Linked DNA regions of Homo sapiens: all the other regions are linked to region 4. Evidence: chromatin loops called from intact Hi-C (ENCODE). Cell type or tissue: dorsolateral prefrontal cortex. All regions are shown on one strand. Region 1 overlaps HIPK2 (homeodomain interacting protein kinase 2). Region 2 overlaps TBXAS1 (thromboxane A synthase 1). Region 3 overlaps HIPK2 (homeodomain interacting protein kinase 2). Region 4 has its middle 17 kb from the start of KLRG2. Region 5 overlaps SLC37A3 (solute carrier family 37 member 3).

What was found. Peaks named below come from ENCODE experiments on the same cell type or tissue, not always from the same donor. Only the 100,000 strongest peaks of a DNase experiment are listed, where the experiment ranks them.
Region 1: a loop joins it to region 4, with 2.8 times the contacts of the local background. A loop is called at or near these places in 25 of 110 quality-filtered maps.
Region 2: it touches region 4 in a loop (4-fold over the local background); 89 of 110 quality-filtered maps call a loop at or near these places.
Region 3: it touches region 4 in a loop (6-fold over the local background); 17 of 110 quality-filtered maps call a loop at or near these places.
Region 5: it touches region 4 in a loop (2.6-fold over the local background); 2 of 110 quality-filtered maps call a loop at or near these places.

Annotation. Positions count from the first base shown.
Region 1 is chr7:139,627,270-139,632,269 of GRCh38, forward strand. It overlaps HIPK2 (homeodomain interacting protein kinase 2), which reads right to left. Exons shown (of 15, transcript NM_022740.5): 3 at 4,333-4,456; 4 at 3,896-4,015; 5 at 1,684-1,770. Among named protein-coding and RNA genes, the nearest start is that of CLEC2L, 110 kb to the left of the region's middle. In dorsolateral prefrontal cortex, a CTCF peak has its summit at 2,304 (motif pointing right); no DNase peak of the experiment used is centred here; H3K27ac peaks cover 1,783 bases.
Region 2 is chr7:140,000,174-140,005,173 of GRCh38, forward strand. The region is part of intron 9 of TBXAS1 (thromboxane A synthase 1); the gene reads left to right. Among named protein-coding and RNA genes, the nearest start is that of PARP12, 60 kb to the right of the region's middle. RefSeq lists an enhancer at 2,450-2,509. In dorsolateral prefrontal cortex, CTCF peaks have their summits at 2,297 (motif pointing left), 2,497 and 3,905 (motif pointing left); a DNase peak (open chromatin) is centred at 2,298; H3K27ac peaks cover 645 bases.
Region 3 is chr7:139,567,679-139,572,678 of GRCh38, forward strand. It overlaps HIPK2 (homeodomain interacting protein kinase 2), which reads right to left. Exons shown (of 15, transcript NM_022740.5): 15 at 1-5,000. Among named protein-coding and RNA genes, the nearest start is that of CLEC2L, 46 kb to the left of the region's middle. RefSeq lists enhancers at 912-1,412, 1,413-1,913. In dorsolateral prefrontal cortex, CTCF peaks have their summits at 2,557 and 2,756; a DNase peak (open chromatin) is centred at 2,603; H3K27ac peaks cover 1,597 bases.
Region 4 is chr7:139,497,869-139,502,868 of GRCh38, forward strand. It overlaps the pseudogene ST13P17. Among named protein-coding and RNA genes, the nearest start is that of KLRG2, 17 kb to the left of the region's middle. In dorsolateral prefrontal cortex, a CTCF peak has its summit at 2,300 (motif pointing right); a DNase peak (open chromatin) is centred at 2,293; H3K4me3 peaks cover 939 bases.
Region 5 is chr7:140,332,279-140,337,278 of GRCh38, forward strand. SLC37A3 (solute carrier family 37 member 3) reads right to left here. Exons shown (of 15, transcript NM_207113.3): 15 at 1,474-3,226. The coding sequence ends at 3,134. Among named protein-coding and RNA genes, the nearest start is that of SLC37A3, 64 kb to the right of the region's middle. In dorsolateral prefrontal cortex, CTCF peaks have their summits at 2,625 and 2,824; a DNase peak (open chromatin) is centred at 2,613; H3K4me3 peaks cover 577 bases; H3K27ac peaks cover 2,157 bases.

The DNA.
Region 1 (5,000 bases), 130 kb after region 4:
AAGCAGTACAAATAAGATACAAAAAAGTCTATGTATGTATGTATGTATGTATGTATGTATGTATGTATGCATGTATTTAACCTTTAGAGGGAAGTGGAAGGGCCTGAGTGTGCCCGTCCTCCACCTACAGCATATCATCCTTCTCATGGGTTCCCCAGTTAGGGCCAGAATTATTTTAGTCCCTGTGTTCAATGGAGTCACCTCTGGCCAAGACAGGCAGGATATCTGAACACAGGATTTTTCTTCCAAGGGTGAGTCTATACTAGGATCGACTTTAAAAGGCTTGTTTTGTGGTGATTTCTGTATTTTCCAGGACATGGTCTGGAAACCAATTTCAGTTTTCTCAGACAATCTAAGCTGCTAATCAACTGACAAGCACACTTTACTCAGAATCATGATTTTTGGTTATAGTCATCTACAGTAAGAGGGGTGCTAAGTGTTTACTGGTGTATAGCTTTGTTTCTCATTGCTTTAAAGAGAAAACTCACTTTGGGTTGCCCTGGTTTCAGACTAATTTTCACACTAAAAATAGCTGAAGTTCTAGAATTTTCTCTGGGGCACAAAGGTGAGAGCCTGCGGTCCCTGCCAGTGAGCTGAGACTGTGTAGCAGATTGAATTGTATCCCTCTAAAAGATATATTAAAGTCCCAGTCCCCAGTTGGTGTGAATGTGACCTTATTTGGAAATAGGGTCTTTGCAGATGTAATCAAATTGAGTTAAGATGAGGTCATACTCGATTAGGGTGGGCCCAGTGACAAGGCAAGGGAGATGTGGACACAGAGGCACAGAGGAGACACAGGACAAAAGCCATGTGAAGAAGGAAGCAGAGATTAGAGGGATGCAGCTACAAGTCAAAGAACGCTGAGGATTGCCAGAGCTGCCAGAAGCTGGGAGACAGACACGGATGCTCTTCCCCTATGGCCTTTACAGTGAACATGGGCCTGCTGAAGCCCAACTTCCAATTTCTGGCCTCCAGAACTGTGGGGGAATGAAAGTCTGTTGTCCTAAGCCATCCAGTTCATGGCACCTTCTAACGGCTGCCCCAGGAAACATACACACTAAATTATGGGCATTAAACCCATGGGTACTAATGGGCTGGAATTCTTCTCATGATAACATCAGGCAGATAGGCCAGTACTATATTACAACTGGGAACCAATACACTGGAATGATTGTTTTTTTGTTTTTTTTGAGATGGAGTTTTGATCTTGTTGTCCAGGCTGGAGTGCAGTGGTGTGATCTCGGCTCACTGCCTCCTGGGTTCAAGTGATTCTCCTGCCTCAGCCTCCCGAGTAGCTGAGATTACAGGTGCTCACCATCATGCCCAGCTAATTTTTGTATTTTTAGTAGAGACGGGGTTTCGCCATGTTGGCCAGGCTGGTCTTGAACTCCTGACCTAAGGTCATCCACTCGCCTTGGCCTCCCAAAGTGCTAGGATTACAGGCATGAGCCACCATGCCTGGCCAACTGGAACGATTTTAAAGGAGCTGGTATGAAGTTTTAAAAATGTTTCACACACCAAATGGTATTCTTACTAAGACTGGCTGTAACTATTTAAGGTCAAGGTCAACCACTGCAGTTGAATAATGTGGATTTCAACCCATTATCTTCTATTACTATTGCAGAAGTCTTGCTGCCCTTGGTTTTAAAGGGCTTACGTTGCATACTCACCCATGAAGCTTACCTGGGCCATATCATCTAAACAGTTGAAAATGTACTTTCTTGCTTCTTTTGACTTAATCCCTGTCTCTGCTTCATGGTCATCTGGTGTCTGTCAAGAGAGGCAAAAGCCAATTGGTAGCGTGACTTAGCTCCTCATCACTGGGACTCAAGCCTTGGAACTCCTGTGTCTCACAGAGGGTCTCTTTCCCACATTTCGGAAGAGATTTTGATTCTTCAATGACCTGCACACCTGCAATTCCCTTCTCTCTTCATCCACACCAACCCATCCCTCCTCCTTCCTATGCACACGTGTCAGGGGCTGGCTCCGGGTCAGGTATGGAGCAGTCTTGCTCCATACCACAGGCTGATCAAGGTATGCCACATCCTCGATCAGCTTACAGCCTTCTCTGAGTCTAAGGAATAAGGCAAGATTCCATTGTGGAAAAGCAAAGGGCTTTCCCATGCATTTTCCAATTTTATTTAATAAACCCTTATGCACATAGCTCTTGCTACGTGCCAGACATTGTTCTAAAGCACATTTATTCATTTAATAGTTTTGACAACCACATTAGGTAGCACAGTTACTATCCCCATTTTCCAGATGGGGAAACAGGAAGAGAAAGCTCCAGGCACTTGCCATGGTCACATGGCCAATAGGTGGCAGCTGGCCCCAGAGTTTGTGGCTGGGCTGCCCCTCTATTGGTGGCTGAGACACAGACCTACATTCCCCAAATGGCTGGAGATACTGCTGTTTCCAATTACTATGGATTTCTGTACTCATCCATGAGGTAATCCAGAGGTAATTCGTCTTCAAAATCTCACTCAAGGACAGCACACCTGGAGCGGCTTAAGTCCTGGGAACAGCTGGACATGTGGGACTGAGGCTCTTCAATAAAACACAACAGCAAACTCCAGCCTCACCCTCCTCCACCGGAGGACTCTTTTTACTGGACCTGACCTTGACACTCACCCTCACAGTTGCCAAATGCCAGGCCTCCCATCAATAGCCTGAGTGCTTGCTCAGTTCCCAAATCTCTTTTCTCAGTCTTTTGTGACTACTGGATATATATTATCTTTAAACCATATTAGGATTTGGCTGCAGATTCCATTAAAAAAACAAATCCAAAACAACAACAAAACAAACACCCACCCACCCTGCTGCAAAAAAAGAAATACCTAAAATGAAACATATTTAAGACTTTATTATTTTCTTTTTACCAGGAAAATACTTTGATTTTAATTGCTAGGCACAGATCAAAGTGAAAGCAAACTATGTTTCTGTTAAAGTGAAGCCCCTGCCCCCGGAGTTTCAGGTTTATGGTTACTTGTGTGAACCAGACACCTCCCTGGGCCTTAGGATATTCCCATGGGCTCACCAGGCAGCCTCCTTTGCCTGGAACCCCTCTCCCTAACCCCCATCACCCCAGCCGCCACCCCACACTTCTATACTGGGCAAACCCGCTTCATTCTTCCTTTTCTTTTTTTGAGACACAGTCTCACTCTGTCGCCCAGGCTGGAGTGCAGTGGCACAATCTCAGCTCACTGCAACCTCCGCCTCCCAGGTGCAAGTGATTCACGTGCCTCAGCTTCCTGAGTAGGTGGGATTACAGGAGCATGCCACCACGCCCAGCTAATTTTTATACTTTTAGTAGAGACGGGGTTTCACCATGTTGGCCAGGCTGGTCTCGAATTCATGACCTCAAGTGATCCACCCGCCTCAGCCTCCCGAAGTGCTGGGATTACAGGCGTGAGCCACCACGCTCCCTCTTCATTCTTTAGGGCCCAGTTCAAATGCTCCTCCTTGCCCCTCTGCTGCAGGCAGAATTAAATGCTCCTTCCTCTTGGCACCCACACCCATTCTTGACCAGGAACAGGGCCCTTACTACAGTGGGCGGGAGCTTGTGGCACATGGTCCTGTCTCCCTCTGGACTGCCAGCTCTCAAGGGCAGAGTGGGGTTCGTTTCTCTCCCTAGCACAAATCAGACAGTCATCAAGGCTTATCGGATTAAATCCTGGGAGTTCAGCAATCATAAGGTTGGACTCTCACAGGCGGCGATAGGCCAAGGGAAAGAGGGGCTTCTGAGCATTCAGATTCAGCCATACCATGTATTAACAACAGCACCCCCAGTGCCCTCATTTTGCTGACTGAATCAAAAGCTCCCCACTAATGGGTCTACGGCCCTCTTCCCTAAGCGCTGGGCCACTGTGAGGAGTGGAGGAGACGCTCTTCCTACCTTCAGTCTCCACAAAGGATATGGTGAGTCCGTGTCACGGTTGAAAAACCTAGTTGTCTTTGTCCCGGCGCTTAATAAATATTCAGCAGGCAAACCCTGTGTTTGTGAAATATACCGAATCTGCAAGAAAAGATAAGAATGAGGTCAGGGCTTTTCCTGTCACTATACATATGGTATACTAATGGCTCTGCTGGCTTTGAGAAAAATGAAAATGACAATTTTTGTAGGGAAAGAAGTTAACAAAAAAGAGAAAAAAGAAAAAGGGAAAAGAGAAAGGAATAAAGAAAAAATAGCAAGGTTAAGGGAAGCAAGGTTTGGGAGACAACGTGACATTCCACAGTCCCGCCCATTTGTCATGTAATCAATGAAATGCTAATCCAGGCTATTTTCCAGATGAAGAATGAGGTCTTGTGAATATCTGTGTCATCTGGACCCACCTGATCATACTCCGAAGCTCCTGGATATAACGGCCAACCCAGGAACAATTCTGCAATAACACAGCCCAGGGACCACATGTCAATTGCCTCACAAAATGGTAAACCAAGGATGATCTCAGGGGCCCTGAAAAGGAAGAATGGAAGAAACCATTAGCAAGTTGGAAATGCAGGAAGCTGTTTCTATATGAATACTATCTTTCAAACCTGGGGTGCCATTACTGACTCCTCCTCTGAAGGGCCTGTGGCTCTCAGGAGAGGCGCTGTGCTACAACAATCCTTCCATTCTTTGGCTTGGTCCCCTCCATTAGTGGAGGGCCCACTTGGAAGGTTGGCTGAGATGAAGGATAAGTCTGTGTGTTTAGAACACACCTACAGAGAACCACGTCTACTGACTTCATTACCTTCACACGCCAATCAGATGAGCTAACAACCATTTTAGAGATATTCTGAAGTTATCTTTTGTAGCTGAAAGTCTGGGAAACTAATCTTCAGAGAATGCCTGGTTTTTACAAAGGAGTTCTGAAACGCAGGTCTTCTATTTTCTTCTGTCTATCTAGAGATGGGAACTCACTATGTTGCCTAGGCTGGAGTGCAGTGGCTATTCACAGGCATGATCATAGCTCGCTATAGTCTTGAACTTCTGAACTCAAACAATCCTTCTGCCTCAG
Region 2 (5,000 bases), 500 kb after region 4:
AACCATCAGGTTAATCTATTGTATTTAAATGTATTTAAATATTGGGCCAGGCAGAGTGGCTCATGCCTGTGATCCCAGTACTTTAGGAGGCTGAGACTGGAGGATCACTGGAGTCCAGGAGTTCAACACAAGCCTGGGCAACATAGTGAGATGTCCCCGCATCTCTACAAACAAACAAAAAACAATTAGACAGGCATGGTGGCTTGCACCTGTAGTCCCAGTTACTCTGGCGGCTGAGGCAGGAGGATCGCTTGAGCCCAGGAGTTCAAGGCTGCAGTGAGCTATGACAGCACCACTGCACTGTAGCCTGGGCCACAGAGCAAGAAAATAAACAAACACATATTGGTTTCTAGATCCTAAACTATATGATGGAAAGACTAAGAGACCAAGAATCTTAGGAATAAAATTAGAAGTTACTGCCCATTGAAAATCAACTACATATGAAAAAGTCTCCCCCAAAATGAAGAAACTCTGGTTTGAGAATGTAAATCACTAGGTAAAGATTCTGTTTATTTTATTTCCATGTTTCCCAATATTTAATTTTCAACCCTCTAAGAGCAGTTATTTTATAAAATAAGTCCCAGCTGAAATGAATTTGATAGGATTTTAGAATTTCTTTCTCCCTTAACACATCCTATTAGCCTAGTTCAATAGAGAGAGCAGAGCGCCTCATGTTGAAATAAGCTTTCCCGCCACTGAATGTGTTCAAACAGAAATATCACCTGCTTAGGAGGTACTTTCCAGTTGCCAAAGACTTCCACCTTCATCTTCTTGTTCACTCTACTCTGCAAGATGGGTGGGACAGCATTACAGACGAGGGGTCCTGTAGATACTGTCCTGACGACTGGCCCAAGGCCATGGCTAAGGGTTACAGACCCGGAACAGAACCCTGCCCTTTGCCTCCCTTGTGGGACCCAAAGCCAGGCCAAGGTCAAGGGGAGGCGCTGCAGGGGGGGCTTCCTCATTGGGTGTGGACAGCAAAGGTTGATTTTGAGATTTCCCCCCAGCTCTAATTCTCAGTAATTTGGCCTTTGAAACAGGAGGCAGAGAGAACCCTGGGGGATGGCTTTTCATGTTATCTTTTGGAAACATAGAAGCTTCAGGTGCTTCCTGGCTTGAAATAAGAGAATATTCTGCTCAGTCCCCCACATTTTTGAGACACTCCAGGCCCAGCAGACCCACAGCACCCTCACTAGCTGTTGGTAACGTTGGTGCCTGGATGTACTGACAGAGGACCAGGTGTGCCAAGGGCCTGTCACCCAGGCTGTAGTGCAGTGGCACTATCTCGGCTCACCGCAACCTCTACCTCCCAGGCTCGAGCAATTTTCCTGCCTCAGCCTCCCAAGTAGCTGGGATTACAGGCGCCCACCACCATACCTGGCTATTTTTCTATTTTGAGTAGAGATGGGATTTCACCATGTTGCCCAGGTTGGTCTCGAACTCCTGGCCTCAAGTGACACCCCCTGCCTTGGCCTCCCAAAGTGCTGAGATTATGGGCGTGAGCCACCGTGACTGGCCGATAAGAATTCTTTTCTAAACATGACCACAATACCATTATCAACTAAAACCAAAATGAATGTTCATTCCTTGAGAGCATCAAATATCCTGTTGGATTCACAGTTCCCTGATTGATTCATATTTGTTTTAGGTTGGTTGCAGCAGCCTCTGAACAAGGCCATCCACTTTTCACTGGCTTATTCTCACTCATCCTAAAAATCTCAGCCTGGACATTGTCGCTTCCTCCTCACAGAGTCCCTGATCCCAAATGTGGGAGATGTGTGTCTCTCATCTGTTCTCCCATCTCACCCTTATCCACTTGTTTGCATCCTGATAGACTGGAAGCTCCGAGAGGCTAGGACATGTCCGTGCATTTTAAAGTTACGTCTCCCGGGCCTAGCACAGTGCCTGGTGAATCATGCTCGCCAATTCCATATGTATTCCTTGAATATGTAAATGAAGGATCTCCTAAACAGAACTGGTTTTGCATTCCTCGTAAGCACATTCGATAACACTTTACACATCCATGTCATGATTTGTTTAGGAATCGGTTTCCTCAATGGACAGAGCCTCCTTGGACCCCCAGCACCTGGTCCCGCACCTGACCCATCCAAGGTGCCCGCTGAGGAACTGCTGAATGAAAGAGGACTTATAATAAATTCTATGTTGAGACTTTGGGTTCACAGGCCTTCCTCTCTGGGCCTCATTTTTCTCCTCTCTGTCAAGGAAGGATGGCTGGGAGGATTTCCAAGGTCCTTTCCCGGGACGGGGAGTCCTCATTTAGCATGCGCTTGTTGCCCTCTGCTGGCAGAATTTGCTCAGGACCGTTCTGTCCCTGCTATTCCTGAAAGCTGCAGACAAAGCCAGCAACTGCTGGGTGGACCAGCCAGTGAGTGGGATAGGGACTTGAGTTTTGTTGTCTCGCTGGTTCGACTAAGACATGGAGGTGTGTGCGTCCTTCTGCCTCATCCGTTCATTCCTCAGGTGTGGAGAAGCGCTAGGGTAGGTCTCAGACAGACAGTCGGAAAGACCTATGCCCCTGAGTGCACATTAGGACAGCCAGGGGGCTAAAAAGGGAGAGCTGGTGCCCAGGCCCCACCTCAGACCAACACTGGGGAGTAGGGCCCAAGCATCCATCTATACTAAAACATATAAAAATCTGGCTGTTTCTGGCTGGGCGCGGTGGCTCACACCTGTAATCCCAGCACTTTGGGAGGCCGAGGCAGGCGGATTGCCTGAGGTCAGGAGTTCGAGACCAGCCTGACCAACACGGTGAAACCTCATCTCTACTGAAAATACAAAAATTAGCCGGGCGTGGTGGTGGGTGCCTGTAATCCCAGCTACTCGGGAGGCTGAGGCAGAAGAATTGCTTGAACCCAGGAGGCAGAGGTTGCAGTGAGCCGAGACCGGGCCATTGTACTCCAGCCTGGGCAACAAGAGCGAAACTCCGTCTCAAAAAAAAAAAAAAAAAAGCTGGCTGTTTCTAACATGCAGCCACATGGAGAACTGCTGAACCAAGATGGTCTTTACATACGTATCTTTTTGTTTGTTTGTCTGTTTGTTTGAGATGGAGTTTTGCTCTTGATGCCTAGGCTGTGATCTCAGCTCACTGCAACCTCCACCTCCCGGTTCAAGCGATTCTCCTGCCTCAGCCTCCAGGGTGGCTGGGGTTACAGGCACCCACCACCATGCCCAGCTAATTTTTTGTACTTTTAGTAGAGACAGGGTTTCATCATGTTGGCCAGGCTGGTCTTGAACTCCTCACCTCAGGTGATCCACCCACCTCGGCCTCCCAAAGTGCTGGGATTACAGGCGTGAGCCACCGCACCTGGCCTACATGTGCATCTTGATCTAAAAGCCTAGAAGCACAGTTAAAAAGAGAAAAGCCTATCTAGGGAAAGAGTAAAGACTTTGATTTTCTAATACAAAATTCGCTTAGCCTATCTTTAAAAATTTTCTTTCTTTGACAAACCGTGACAACTTACAAGCCATACAGTTTTCTTCGGGGAACCAACACCATTTACCCATTAGGGATGCTGCTTCCAGATCCAGTTTTTCTTTTTGAGATATAGTTCCCTATTTTTGTGTACCGCACCTCTGTTTCTTGTTTGATACATGCATATTCCTGCATTTGTTAAGATTCGTTTGGTTGCAGACAATGGAATTCAGAATGTTGCTAACTTCAGCTGCAAGTGAGAACTTGTTGGAAGGGACCAAGATGCCACCCACAGGGTTACCTGCCAGGAGCAGATGGCAACAGGAACTGGAACTCCATGGGGCACCGAGAAATGGTCTCTCTGTCCTTTGCTTCTGCTTTGTTGTATACATCTGATTCATTTCTTCTTTCTTGAGGCCAACTGCTGTTTTCTGCTCATTAATCCACAAGGCCGAATGTGGCCAACAATGGGTCTCCACTTCCCTGTGTTCAATCGCCACCTGCTGGAGAAAAACTTTTTTCTTTGTCCCAGATCGAAATTTCCAGACTGGCCCCTTTGGGCCAGTCAATCTTGGCCTGCAGGGCTGGCTACAGGATCTGTGAGGCCCAGTGAGAAATAAAAGCGTGGTAGCCTTTATTCCCAAAGCAGGGGGACGTGTCCATCGTGGTACTCAGCGAGCTTCTTTGTTTCTTCTGCAGTCTCTTTTTCGACTTGTCATGGTGCTTTTTATTTTCCATTTACTGTTGTTCTAAGTAAAGAAAACTCAATGTTAAATTATTAGCAAGCATTTTACCATTCATCTTTATATCAAACAATGCCAGTTTTAAATGTAAATTTCAGAGCGTTTAACTTATATGCAGAACCACTGAAATTACACAATTGGTGTTTGTGACTTGTTGGCCAGAAGAGACAAACACAAACCAAACTCATAAAGATTGGAAGCAGGAAGACAAGTTGCCTCCAGGTTTGCCCAACGGGGATGTTCTTTCAGGCCTGGACATACTGGATGAGCGGGGGGAGTCCAGACCCTTCCAGGCATCCAAGGGCCCTGTCAGCCACCAGACACATGCACTGAGACCCAGCCAGGGAGGCAGGATCTAGGGAAATTGGTCCAGCTGTCTCCCCTTTCCACAGCCTTCCCCAGCCAGCCACAGCAGACTAACCTCCAAGGATCTCTAAACCTCTGTGCTATGACACCCTCAGTACCTGGGCTAGGGGTGGGCAGAGGTTTGCCCCCATCGAGAAACAGCCTCCGGCCGGCCCCGCCACATACACTGTGTGCTGCCAGCCTAGGGCAGGGACGGCCACCACCATGCCAACCCGAGATGCTGCAGGGTGCATGCACCCTATCCTGGCCCTCTCTGTGCCTGTACCCAGGACCCTGTGAAGTGTGGACAGCAACAGTGGCCATAGGTCAGGGCAGAAAGGGGGAAGCCAGGTGGAGAGCACAGGCAGCTGAGAGCTGGTCGTGGGAGGCAGCCACAGGTGGAGCCATGCATAAGCCAGGCTTCCAAAGCACAGATTCAAAGATAAAGTTACGTCCGGGTGCAGTGGCTCACGCCTGTA
Region 3 (5,000 bases), 70 kb after region 4:
GTCCCTGGGGCTGGAATGTCTTGTGGCCAAGTCACTCCTGCTGGCGCTGTGGAGTCCCAGGCTGGCCTGCAGAAGGAACCCTTACCTCTCCTCAATTCTCTCTGCTAGTTGAGAGCACCGAGCCATTTCCTTCTTTCCATTTTCTGTCCTAGGGTCTACTTGACAGGCCAACAAGAGTGGTGGTCCCACACCCCACCCTGCCCTCAGCATCAGACAAAGAGAACCTGGGACAAAAGCTGGGGCGAGCTGGGTCCCCACGTCGCTCTCTCAACCATGAGCCATCAGTAATACTTCCCGAAGCCTCCTCATCTCCTCCCTCCAGTTTCCAAGAAAGTTTGTTCCACTCACTCACACATGCTCACACGGCCTAAATCTTCCACCCCAAGCTTGTTCCAATATGAGTGTTTGCCATTCCCAAGGTCCAACCAAGGGAAATCGTTCTGTCAGCAGTTGGGCTAATCTCCCCTTCCCTTCCTGATGTCCATCCGTCTCACACGTTGGTGTCTGGGCGGGCTGAGTCTTCTAGGTTGAAGAGGACAAAGGTCAGCTGGCTCCCCCAGCCCGTGAACACCTCAGCCACCAGGAAGACTAGAAAGGCTAACAGTCCAGGAGATGAATGCCGCTTTGCTCCAACCCTTCTTTTTCCTCTGAATTCCACTGACCGCACGCTCCACTTCACAGTATTAACTGGCATCAAGCCTCGACTCTCCCACCCCTTGATCTGCTCACCCACTTCCCTTGGAAACATCCAAAACATCATGAAGAGGCCCTAAGCACAGAGACATGGGGGCCCACGTCCAGACGGGCCAGTCAGAACCCAGTGAGCAGAAGCAAATTGCCCTGCGGTTCACCAGGCTCCAGTTAAACACTCCTCCGTGACCTGACATTTCAAATCTTCCCCTCTTCCTCTGAACAATGTCTCTTCAAATGGGAAGGAGGGAGCCCACAAAAGACTAGAGGATGCTCTAGATGATTCGTGGGCTAAGTAAGGACTAGGTTGGCATCCCTCTGCTTGAGAGCTTGGTCCTAGTGACAGCAGCCTATTTGCTAAGGTGACTCAATGGCAGATTCGGCCAGGTATGCAATTGGGCATCCAGGGAGCTGGCCTCTCCTGCAGGGAGCTTCTCTTGGGGCTTCTGATGTGGCAGCTCCATGCATGGGGGTAGAGGAGGCCATTGGGTGAGGACTAGGAGAATGTGCACTAATGTTTGCTGAGCGTCTGTGGGGCTGGCATCGCCCAATACTTCCCTTCCCTTCCCTTCGGTGAAGCTGGCTATTTCACCCCTTTCTTCAACTGGGGCCTAGCACTTTGTGGGTCTGGGGACAGCGTGTGAGCACCCAGCGCACACAGCACAGTGCACTGAAGATGTGGCCGGAGCCCAGTGGGGATGCTTTCAGAGGGGGTGCAGCCTGTGATGCCTGAGCAGCCGCCCAGCTTTGTTCAGGGTTTCTCTGGCCTCCTGCTGTCCCTCCACCCACTTCCAGCTGGCTAGAATTGGGTGCTGGGGGCATGCATCACAGGGGGAGGGGGCAGGCTGAGGAACTGGGTGGTGTGGTGAAATTTCCTGGGGAAGGTACCACCTGCCAGTCACTCTTACGCCACCTCACTGTGCCCAGCAGCTTCTGGGAGGGGGCAAATGTCCCTGCATTGAAGAACCTAAGCCACGCCCCAGGTGCGCCGATGGCAAAAGGATGGATTGTGGGGAAGCGGATGGGGTCACCTCTGGGAGGGAATTTTCTTGCTTAAATACCAGAGGCAAGCCAAAGATTTAGTTAACAGATTTCAGAAGCACAGGAGAGCTCTGAGGATGTGGGAGAGAAGCTGGCTAAGGGCTGGACAGTCAGTGACTCGACATTCCCCGAGCCCATGAGATGCCACCTGACGTCGCATCCCAGGCCTCTGGGATCTAGAAAATGACAACCTTGATGGTGACCATGTTGTCAGAAGCCCAATCAAGGCTTTGATTCTTCTTTAAACTTTTGTTCTGTGGTGGATCTTTCTTGACGTCTCTTGTTGGGATAGAGATGACAGAAACAATTTTCCTACTTCCTAAGTCTTTCCTTTTTTTTTTTGCCTGACAAAACTGGACATCTGGATGTCCCTCCAGTCTACTTATATACTCACAGAGAGAATAAGTTTAAATATTAAAGAGAAAACACAAAGATACTTGGAATAAATGTGCATTTAAAACCCTGACTAAAATATCAACATAATGATCATAATTACAATGGTAATAAAAATAATTAGTACAATAATATTATCTTTATGAGCAGCATGGAAATTTCATTCCTGATCTGGAAGAATAAAAGGAAAGAAAATGTCAGGTGAAAGAGTAAGTAGCCTCCAACTTAAGCAGACAGAATAATTTTCTTTAAAATGAAAAGAACATTTTAAGCTGTCTTTCCCCCTAAAAGATCAGATCTAGAAAGGGCTGGAAATGAACTGTGCCCAGGAATCTGGGGGTGCTCTCCAGTAAGGCGAACTGAGGCTCATTTGCAGCCAAGACTTGGAACTCGGGATGAGACCTAATGGGCTATTGCTGCCATCTGGCTGCCAAAAAGTCCCTAATAGATGGATTTTCCAGGCTGACCCAGCTGTGGGGCGGGGGGGGGTCCTCTGGCTTCTGTGTCCTCTGAAGCGTTTGCTGCCCTCACCCTCTCTGAACTGACCATTGTCCTGCTGTCTCAGAGGGCTGCGCTTCCCCACCTCCAGATAAAGACAGTATTGATAATGGCCCGAGGGAAGGGAATCTCCTTGCTGCAGGCCTCTTGCCGGCACAGCCTCCAGCAGGCACTTGGCAAGACTGCCCGGCTGTGCCCAGCATGGAGCAGTCATGGTGTCCTTCCTTCTCGCTGAGGCCTGGACTAAGCTGTTTCCAGTTTGGGGACCTGTTTCTTTATAAGTAAGAATTTATGGTTGGGGTGGGGAAGTTTCCAGAGTTATTTCACAGCTAAGAGCTAAGTAACGACTTCGTTACTGAGTTAGGTTGGATATCACTACAAACACACCTTTCACAGTAGATCCTTGAGGGAGACTGCACAGTGAGGAAGTAAAGGGAGGGAGGATGAGGATGGGGCCGCTGACTCGGGAAAGATCTCTTTGCACCTTGGAAACCTGCCTGTGGGGTCAGCTAAAGACTCAACATCAGAAGCAAACAATTAGAACCACCCTTTTCGGCCCCATCCTTGGCCAGATTCTCCTGCCATTCACATTCACATATTTCAGAGTTATTTACTATGAAGAGAGGGAACTCCCCACTTCTCCACACCTCCATCCCCAGAAGTGTCCAAAGCCTGAGAAAACTTCCAGAATGTATCAAAGGTGCAAAGAGGGCAAAGGGCAGATTTCTTTGGAAATTCAACTGTGTGAGTTTTTCCAAAGTGCAGCGTCAGACCCCCGGCCACCCTCATAAGTGTCCCTCCAACCTTCTGCCCACTAGAACCCTCAGAAACCAAAACCAAAATCATGTCTTGAGCAGACCTGGGTAATGTGAGGAGAGAATTCAACAGCAAACAGAGGTTGGTGGTTGTCTACAGAGGGAGGGATCTGGCAAGATCGTTAGAGCAAAACAGCCCAGGGAGCCGGAGGAGAGAGTGGAGCCCCGGGCGAGGCTGAGAGCTCCAGGCTCTCGTGGAGGCGGGAGGGACTGGGGGATGCCGCCTGGGGCGGGAGACGGCTGCCTGGCGAGGCCAACAGTCCGGAAACCTCTGGCCTCACAAATGGCGGAACTGGGGACAGAGTGGGGCAGGGGTGAAGGGTGGGGAGTCTCTCTGGGCCTCCGCCCACAAATTACAACTCAACTACTGCCACAACTCAACTCCCGCCGTCCCCATCTCCAGACGCACCCGCCGGGCATCTGTCTCCCATATTTCTTTCGAGATCCACGGACTCTCTCCTAGCTCCTGCTGGCTTCCCTGGCATCCTTCCGCTAGCAAACAGCCCAGGAAAGACAACGGGCATTAACATTTTAAAAAGAAAAAGAAAAAGAAAAAAAAAAGGCCAGCGTAAACTGTTACAACAGCACAACAGAAGAGCTGAGATTGTGTCTGACTAGCCTCAGTTTCTTGGAGTACCAGTGGAAGTAAACCCTCACGCCGCGTCTGTCGCTCGGTAAGGCACTAGGAGGGAAGGATGCAGTGTCAAGACTGCGCCAGCTAGGGTGGCGGCGCCGAGGGCCACGCGGGGAGGGCGGCGCGTGCACACCCACACGTGCTCGCTCACCCGCACACCTGCACCGCCACATTGGTTACATGCCTATGTTATATCGCTTTTTTTTGTGCAATTACATTGAGGAATATTCTATTGGTATCATTGGAGTTGAACACAAGGTAGGAGACAAGGGTGCTGAGTGCTACATTCTACTAGGGTGTCTGTGACGACCGCTAGCCCTACGCTACGCGACTAGGGGTGGATTCAAAGAGAAAATACATTTTCAGAAAAGAAAAAAACCTAAAGTTTGCAACACACATTATTAATGACATTTGAGAAACAACGTTGCTTAGGGATTTATCCAGAGTGCTCAGAAAAAGAAAACTCGCCCCGCGCCCCCGGGGGCCTTCCAGCAGCCTGGCCGTCCCCCGTCTTTCCTGACTAGGGAGCCCGGACTGGGCTTCGCCAATCCCACACCAGCTCCAAACATCAGCCTCCTCAGGCTGCAGCCCGACATTCTGGAGGGCTGTTGACCCTTTCGAGTTCTGGAAAAATCCCTAAATCTTATGTTCAATTAATTAAAAATCTATTTGATTTCCATATCAGGTGTCCCTGACAGCAGTCTTCCGTATCACTTGCTGCCATATGAAAATAATCTTTGAAAAGTTCATAAAGTTCTTCAAAAACTGGGGCCCCCCGTTTCTGGAATCTTCCTGTTGCTCTCTTCTCCTTTCCAGTTTGGCGTAGAATGGGTTCTTGAGCTGGGTTTTTTGTTATTGACTTTTTTTTTTTCCTTTTTCTTTTTTAAAATAAAAACCATAGATTTCCCACCCTCTTTAATCCCTTCCTT
Region 4 (5,000 bases):
CAAACAAACAAAAAAACATCATGAGGGCGTCAGACAAGTGGAAATTGTCAGCCATCACTTAGCTCTGGCTGAAGTGAACAAAACCCTTCCGTAGATGTGACCGTCTTTTTTTTTTTTTTTTTGAGACAGAGTCTCACTCTGTTGCCCAGGCTGGAGTGCAGTGGCTCGATCTCTGCTAACTACAATCCCCGCCTCCCAGGTTCAAATGGTTCTCATGCCTCAGCCTCCTGAGCAGCTGCGATTACAGGTGTGTGCTACTACACCAGGCTAATTTTTTTTTTTTTTTTTTTTTTTTAGAGACGGGTTTTGCGAAGTTGCCCAGGCTAGTCGCGAGCTCCTGAGCTCAAGTGATGCGCCCACCTCAGCCTCCCAAAGTACTGGGATTACAGGCATGAGTCACTGCCTCCGATATATAGAAGTGATCTTCTAAGGGACAAATCTAACATCTCTAACGATCTTGGGACCAAGTCCATGGATCCACTGAGGTCCACCCTCCTCCCTAAGGGAATAGACACTCCTACTACTGAGTACCCATCAGAGACACCAGGCCCCCGAGGACAAAATCATTTGCCATTTTGTGATCACGGGGGCTCAGACTGCACTTTATAAATCCACATATATAACTCTGATGGGAATTTCAAGGCCCAGCTTGGGAGATCGACCATTGTCAAGTTTAAAGCTTTGCTTTCATTGCTAACAATTCTAGTTTCGTGATGAACCTTTTACACTTCAGGAAAAATCGGTTTATTATTTCACTTGTGGGTAATGGGAGTTTCTAGGGAAGTAGTTCCAAATTGGTTTGTATATAGATTCCTTGGAAACTCCAGTAAAAGTTGGGAACCCTCTCCCTAGTAAATACCTATACATTTCAGTTTCAGGGGGTCACAACCTGAAGCCCACTCATGAACAACAACATAAGGAGCCCTGGTTCCAGGCGGGAGCTCCACCAGCTGGCTTATTGATTCCACTGCATTTTTGCCCAGGACGCTTTCACAGGCCATGGGAGGGCTGTTTTCCACCTGATTCTTCAGAGCCCCAAACTGAGATGATGGGTGACTTTTATCCAGATTTAATACCAGAGTTAAATACCCTGACTCAGCCAGCATGACAGCTAGTCTGATCATTGCACTTGAGAATGGCACACTGTGATATTCAGGCAGAAAACTTTCACATGTCTGCAGGCAAAACACATCAACTAAAACAGGCATTGAAGCTATTGTCAGTTTTGAGAGATCTTCACAATGATGATGGAGAAAATGTATTTCAAAAGTTGAAGGGGTGACCTCGGCAAAGACTGTGACGACTCAGGTGCGCTGACCAGGCCCACCTGGCCTTCTGCAGACCCTCAGTTTCTCTGGCCACTAAGCTAACTCAGGGTCTGTTTTGGCCACCAAAACCTCCTTCCCCTTGGAAGTCTCTCCCCTGCCTGGATGCTTGCGGGTTTGCTGGGTGCAGAAGGTGCTTGCTTCTTGTGGCTGTGCCTGTGGGAAGGGTGGTGGGGGGCAAGGTAGTTCTGACTAGCTCGGAGGAGACTGTTCTGGGACCTAGGAGTTCTGCTCTCCCTGTCTTCAGGGTCTATAATGGAGGTGCCCTCAGGGAGGGCAGGGGGCAGGCCTCGTAGTCACTGGTGGAGCCCCCTCTGATATCCTTGTCTCCCTGAACAGTTTTCTTTTGTTTTTGTTTTTGAGACGGAATCTGGCTCTGTTGCCCAGGCTGGAGTGCAGTGGCGCGATCTCGGTTCACGGCAACCTCCACCTTCTGGGTTCAAACGATTCTCCTGCTTCAGCCTCCCAAGTAGTTGGTATTACAGGCGTGCACCATTAAACCGGGCTAATTTTTGTATTTTTAATAGAGACGAAGATTTGCCATGTTTGTCAGGCTGGTCTCGAACTCCTGGCCTTAAGTGATCTGCCCGCCTCGGCTTCCCAAAGTGCTGGGATTACAGGCGTGAGCCACCGCACCCGGCCCCATCTCTGAACACTTTTCCCACCTGCCAACAAAAGATGGGGTTTCCTAAGCCCGCAGGACTTCCAGACAAGTCTTCTGCTCTGGAGCCGCTGGGGGCTCAGTCAACATGATCCAGTGTTTGCATCAGACCAGCCTTCCTCTGGGGAGTCGGCCCCAGGACTCGTGTTGCGGAAGAGCCAAGGGCACCCAATGATGCTCCCCACCAGGGCCCGGATGAGGTGCACTGTGGGGCCGCGGAGCTCTCCTGCGCAGACCAAAAGCCCAGAGCCGCAGCGGTGGAAGGCTTCGCGTCCGAACGTAGCAGTGCTTCCTTGTTGTCACTAGAGGGCGACCGCGCGTAACAGGAAAGCAAAGCGAAGGGGGACCTCGCTCGCACCCAGGCTTGCAGAGGCAGCGTGGGGACGCGGACTTTTTCCAAGGCGGGGGCCTTGAGGCCAGAAAGGCAACGCAAGGCTGGAGAGAGCAGGAGACTCAGGAGGTGTGACTCCTAAGAGCAATTCCGGGCCGGGCGCAGTGGCTCACGCCTGTAATCCCAGCACTTTGGGAGGCCGAGGTGGGCGGATCACAAGGTCAGGAGATCGAGACCATCCTGGCTAACATAGTGAAACCCCGTCTCTACTAAAAATACAAAAAATTAGCCGGGCGTGGTGGCGGGCGCCTGTAGTCCCAGCTACTCGGGAGGCTGAGGCAGGAGAACGGCATGAACCTGGTAGGCGGAGCTTGCAGTGAGCCGAGATCGTGCCACTGCACTCCAGCCTGGGCGAAAAAGCGAGACTACGTCTCAAAAAAAAAAGCTATTCCGGCGGGGGGCGTTGGCTCACGCCTGTAATCCCAGCACTTTGGGATGCCCAGGTGGGCCTCGGCAGCGCGCGAGCGGCGATCCAAGGGCAGAACCAGAGTGGCTCTGTGTGCTCACAGCTTGTAAATTAAATAATAACTGAAATTACATAACACAACAACAACAACAACAACAATGTATGTTTGGGAGCTTGATGTGAATTCGCTCTGCCCTGCGAATGTGCCGGGCACAGGTTCCTGGGCGTCTGCTCAGGGTTCAAGGGTCGAGGCTCTCAGAGGCCATTGGTGTCACCTGTGGGTTAATAAACTGGGAAAGAATGAAGAATGGGATGGGGCTTCAGAAAGGCTGTAACCTGTTGTTTCCAAAGCCAAACCAGGGAAAATAAAGATTTAAAGGTGTCGTGTCCTTTGCAGCAACCTGGATGCAGCTGGAGGCCATTATCCTAAGTGAATTAATACAGGAACCGAAAACAAACCAAATATGCATTATTTCACTTTTTTTTGAGATGGAGTTTTGCTCTTGTTGCCCAGGCTGGAGTGCAATGGCGCCATCTTGGGTCACGGCAACCTCGGCCTCCCAGGTTCAAGTGATTCTCCTGCCTCAGCCTCCCAAGTAGCTGGGATTACAGGCACGCACCACCACGCCCGGCTAATTTTGTATTTTTAATAGAGACGGGGTTTCTCCATGTTGGTCAGGCTGGTCTCGAACTCCCGACCTCAGGTGATCCACCTGCCTCGGCCTCCCAAAGTGCTGGGATTACAGGCGTGAGCCACCGCACCTGGCCGGTTGCATCTTCTCACTTATAAGTGGGAGCTAGACATTGGGTAATTATGGACATAAAGATGGGAACAATAGACACTGGGGACTTCTAGATGGGGGAGGGAGAAGGGCAAGGGTTGAAAAACTATAGGGTACTGTGCTCAGCACTTGGGGGAAGGAACCATTTGTACTCCAAAGCTCGGCATCACATGATATGTCCAGCTTACACACCTGCACCTGTACCCCTTGAATCTAAAATAAAAGTTGGAAAAAAGATTTAAAGGTTGCATTTTTGCCCTAATCAAAATGAAAATACAGGGCCAGGCGCGGTGGCTCATGCCTGTAATCCCAGCCTTTGGAAGGCCGAGGCAGGTGGATCGCTTGAGGCCAGGAGTTCGAAACCAGCCTGGTCAACATGGTGAAATCCCATCTCTACTAAAAATACAAAAATTATTTGAACCTAGTGGCCCGCGCTTGTAATCCCAGCTACTCAAGAGGCTGAGGCAGGAGAATCACTTGAACCCAGGAGGCAGAGGTTGCAGTGAGCTGAGATCATACCGCTGCACTCCAGCCTGGGCGACAGAGTGAGACCTTGTCTCCAAAAAATAAATAAATAAATAAATAAAAGAACCAAAATGAAAATACAGTTTTAAAACTACAGGAAACAATGATTATTCATACAACTTTGGATACCTATTTAATTGGATCATAGAATGTGAGGAAAAGAAAAAAAGAACCCTGCTTTTATCCCCTAAAATGTGAATCAAGGTCTGGGCATATTTGAAAAGCAATCTGGAGATAGCTTTCTCTAGTCTTTACCTTACCTTCATTCGCAATCCATGTTCATGTGCATCATATAATGTCAGCCCTGAAATATCTCCATGAGGTCGATGGTGCCTCACTCTGTCCCATGGGGGCTGAATTCAGGTCTCAGGTCTGGACGAGGGAAAACGCCTAATAATAATTACCAAAAGTCGCCTTCTGCACGGTCACACCGAGCCAGCGCCTGGGCCTGGAACCGGGCCGCAGCCCCTCAGCCTTGCCCACCGCCTCCCGACCATGGACCCCCGCAAAGTGAACGAGCTTCGGGCCTTTGTGAAAACGTGTAAGCAGGATCCGAGCGTTCCGCACGCCGAGAAAATGCATTTCCTAAGGGAGAGGGTGGAGAGCATGGCGGGTAAAGTACCACCTGCTACTCAGAAAGCTAAATCAGAAGAAAATACCAAGGAAGAAAAACCTGATAGTAAGAAGGTGAAGGAAGACTTAAAGGCAGACTAACCATCAAGCGAGGAAAGTGATCTAGAAATTGATAATGAAGGTGTGGTTGAACCAGGCACTGATGCCCCTCAAGAAATGGGAGATGAGAATGCAGAGATAACAGAGGAGATGATGGATCAGGCAAATGAGAAAGTGGCTGCTATTGAAGCCCTAAATGATGGTGAACTGCAGACAGCCATTGACTTGTTCCCAGATG
Region 5 (5,000 bases), 830 kb after region 4:
GCAGCTCCTCCAATACTGCTGCAGGAATGCTGACTGTGGCACTCTGGTTCCTCGGGAACCAGGAAAGGACAGAATAAGCAGGAGTAGGGAGAGACATTTCCTCCTTTGAAACTGTAAGAAAAAAAAAAACCACCTTCTGAAAAGAAAAGGCAGACCGCAGCATTTTATTTCAACCTAGCGAGCATCGACGATCTGGCTGTGAGGAAAGGATGCATTTTCAAATTAGCTTTCACTATGGTTTTCTCTTCCCTTCTCAAGGGAGAAGATATTAAGAAGAAAATAAAGTGAACTCTTAGATGTTCATCAAAGTTAAATCCTGGCTGGGCACGGTGGCTCACATCTGTAATCCCAGCAATTTGGGAGACCAAGGCAGGTGGATCACTTGAGGAGTTACAGACCAGACTGGTCAACATGGCGAAGCCCCATCTCTACTAAAAATACAAAAATTAGCTGGGCGTGGTGGCGTGTGCCCGTAGTAGTCCCAGCTACTTGGGAGGCTGAGGCAGGAGAATCGCTTGAACCCGGGAGGTGGAGGTTGCAGTGAGCCAAGATTGCACCAGTGCACTCCAGCCTGGGCAAGAGTGAGACTCCATCTCAAAAAAAAAAAAAAAAAAAAAGTTAAATCCTGTGCAGACTGGCAGAACTAGAATAAGGGAATATATCCTTATTTCATGTTGTCCAGTGCTGAGCATTGATTTGTAATTTCATTTTACGCAGGCCCAGTGGCTCATGCCTGTTATCCCAGTACTTGGGGAGGCCAAGGTGGGAGGATCGCTTCAGCCCAGGAGTTTGAGACCAGCCTGGGTAACAGTGAGACTTCGTCTCTACAGAAAATAAAAAGACTAAAAATAATTAGCCAGGCATGGTGGCGCACGGTCCATCTACTTGGGAGGCTAGTCCCAGCTCCTTGGGAGCTGAGGCGGGAGGATCGCTTTTGACTTCAGGAGGTCAAGGGTGCAGTGAGCCATGATCGTGCCACTGTACTCCAGTGTGGGTGACAGAGCGAGACTTTTGTCTCAAAAAAATTTTTTTAAATGGTTTCATTTCAGTACAGCTCGGGGGCCATAGAAAGGTCAGGGGAACAGTCACCGATCTAAGGTTCAACTGGGTAAGAAAACATTGGCTGGCGTGGGGACACAAAGATGAGACCACACCCACAGTGCAGCCGGAAAGGAAACTCTGAGCCAAACGCCAGCCAAGAGGTTCAATGAGAAAACAGACGGCCCTTAACTTACAACCGGGCAATTCATCCAAACCGAGCACAGTCTTCCACAGTGGGAAAGGGCAAGTTTTCACAGAACAGATGGAAATGAAGCCACCCCAGCACCTCAGGTGAGGGAGCACGTGACCCAGCAATGCTGTGGGTCAGCGTGGGCTCACCCGGGAGCGCTCAGTATCAGGAAACATGAGGGCACCGATCACATTCTAAATCTCAGTGCTCATGGTATATAGATTTAAGTAACGAAATGGAGATTCATTATAAAAGTCAGTTTATTTTCCCTTTCTGTGTTTCGTATTTTCCCTTTTTGTCAGTAAATGAGCAATACACTGATTGGAAATCTGCATGATTAAATAACATTAACAAGTTCATAAACACACCCCATATCAGAGTATAAAGCAAGAGGTTGAAAAATATCCCCTAACCGAATGCAAATTAGGTATCCCTCAAAATTGCACATTCTCCTCCTAGTTTGCTTGCATAATTTAAAATATGTATATACAGAATGATCTTAAAATATTGATAACTAGTATGGAATTCACAGCCCTGAAGATATATATACTCTACATTTTTCTAAAGAACGGACACCCCTCAGGCCCTAGTAATCCATTCATGTGATTCAATGTCATGTACAGACAGTCCTCAGCTTCTGATTTTTGGACTTTACAATGGTGTGAAATGGTTGCAATTTCAACATAATGTACAATATTCAATAAATTACATGATATATTCAACACTCGATTATAAAATAGAGTTTGTGTTAGATGATTCTGCCCAACTGTGGGCAATTCTAAGTGTTCTGAGTACATTTAGGGTGGACGAGGCTAAGCTGTGGTGTCCAGTCAGGGGTATTAAATGCATTTGACTTCCAATGGGTTTACTGGGACATAACCCCATCATAAGTCAAAGAGCATCTGTACTTGACACTTACTAGAAGAAAAGGTCTTTCCCTTTTCTCTAATTCTAGTCTTCTGCTGAGGTAACTCCAGGAAGCTGCTTGTGCCAGAGATCAATCCTCTAAAAATAGACTAAGCAGATTAGCTTCCTAGAGGATCCTAAGTTCCCAGACAACAAATCTGGGATGGAGTGCTTCGGCTGTGAGTTACACGTCGGAATGTTCAAGATAAATGATGTACCTTATGGTCCTTTACACGTCAGAATGTTCAAGATAACTGATGTACCTTATGGTCCTTGAAAGGAAGACTCAATACTTCCAGGAGTCAAAGTTAATTTGAATGAAAATGGAAGAGAACAAGTTGACAATAATTTGAAGCAATTCATGCTTCTAGGGCTGAATGACGTTTAGATCAGACACAGAGTGACTGAGCCAATCAACAGGCATGTAGTGTGATCTTTCCCACCACAGTGAACAGAGGGATTCTTTGTCCAAGGCAGGCTTGCAGCTCGGTCCAGCTTGAGCATTTGATCAGGATTTGATGCTTCAAAGATGACCCACTCTCTGTAAACTCATTACCAAAGCAAAATGCAATGATCTCTTCCATTTGTGGAACATACCACCAACACAAACCACGCGTGGCTTTGCCTCCTGTTCACTCCATTTTCAAGGCTAGAGAAAGTTCAAGTCCAAAACAACAGTTAAGGTTAAAACGCTAAACCTCAATAGGCCAAACAAAGACGCGGGCAGAGTCAGAGGTCAAAGATGCTGGCAGAGTCAGAAGTCACTCGGCACATTCATGAAACAACAGCAAAAATCATCAACAGTAATTCCTGTAGTGTAGAAAACTAGTGCAGCCTTCACTGCTGGTCAGCATCTCAGGTGGCTGGCAGTGTTGAGAGACGCCTGACAATCCAAGATCAGGCTGGAGCTCCTAGACAAACCCAAATTAGGGCAGACTCGAAGCCCCAGCGGTCCTGATGTGGCTGACATTGTTCTTTCTGTCTCGCGGGCACCGGTCACTCCCTCAATATGTGAGCCTGTCTCCTTAGCACGAGAGAGAATATTTCCCTCACTATTAATGGCGAGATAAACACAATTGTACAACTTGTCTGTAAAGAGAAAATAGTATTAAATATGCAGCAACAGTTTACTTCTGTTAGAGTGTCATGTTTTGAACATAATAATGGATTTGGACAATTACATTCATTTTGACTTCATACAAAGATAATGTTTAATCTTCAATGAATTAGAAAATGATTTTGAAAATTATGGCTAATATTACAAAACACTCAACATCACATTTCAGTTCCCAAAAAAAGAACAATACATACAAATAATTTGCCATAGGCGGAGCAGAGAACTGAGACCAGAGGCTCAGATGAACAACAGTGATCCTTATAATAGATAAAAGTTTTCTTTCTACTACAGTTCCTAGTATGATCACATCAGAAAGTTCATCACAAGATACTTCCCTCTACTTAGCATGGATGTCAGAAATGGAACACAAGTTACATGGGCCCAGTCTTTAGAAGCTAGATGGGAATTAGATGAAAGCTCCAAGGTATTCCTGGAGCTGGACTATCCTGGGGCTCCTTGACCACAGCAAGAGGACAGCTGCCTGGAGTACGGGTGGTGGAAGCTGCCTTCAATTACAGTGCCCTGGATTTGGGGACAGGATACTGAATGCGTCCCTGGTGCCTTCCAGACTCTCTCAGGTAGACCTGTCTTGAGCACTGTCCCACAATAACGTGCCTGAGTATGTCACAGCTCATAACAGAGAGCAATATTTTAAAAGCACAAAGCCTCAGGAGTTTGAGACCAGCCTGGGCAACATGGTGAAACCACCTCTAGGAAAAATTCAAAAAGTTACCAGGCATGGTGGCACACACCTATAGTCCCAGGTAATCAGGAGGCTGAGGTGGGAGGACCCCCTGAGCCCAAGATCACCTGAGCCCAGGAGGTCAAGGCTGTAGTGAGCTGTGATCGTGCCACTGCACTCCAGCCTGGGTGACAGAATGAGACCTGTCTCAAAAAAATAAATAAATAAAAATAAACAAGGCCTTACTCTGTATTGGCTATTTCCAAGAAAGTAGAGAATCCCAGCCAAGAATGTCTAGGGCATCATAAATATTTCCTCAAGAAACTATCAACATTTTAGAACCGGGAAACATGACAGTGTTGATTACAGCAATGCTTCTCTTTTAACTCAAGTGTTGCTTGGTATACATTGTAATTTACTTCAGAATTCCTATATTATATTCAGCAGATAGAGGGTAGCCTAGAAGAGTATACTGATTAGGGGCTGGTGATACTTTAAATAAGTCTCTTCTTGTTTTTCTGAAATCATAAATGGCAATATTCATTAGACTCAGGTCAAGAGCAAACTGAGAGCCTTTTTCTTCCTCACAAAGAAGAATGTGAAGTCAGGCGCAGTGGCTCCTGCCTGTAATCCCAGCACTTTGGGAGGCCGAGTCGGGTGGATCACCTGAGGTCAGAAGTTCAAGACCAGCCTGGCCAATATGGTGAAACCCCATCTCTACTAAAAATACAAAAATTAGCCGGGTGTGGTGGCAGGCGCCTGTAATCCCAGCTACTCGGGAGGCTGAGGTGGGAGAATCGCTTGAACCCGGGAGGCAGAGGCTGCAGTGAGCCAAGATCACGCCACCACACTTCAGCCTGGGCAACAGAGCGAGACTCTGCCTCAAAAAAAAAAAAAAAAAAAAAGAAGAAGAAGAAGAAGAAGATGTCTTTTAGACTAATAAAATGTTACTTTTCACAAAGGAGCCTTTAAAAGCAATCAACAGTTTTGCTGAAGTGACTTAAGTAAGTGCTTTGAACTTAATTAACAGAAAAATGACTTTTTTTTTTTTAAAGGGGCACACA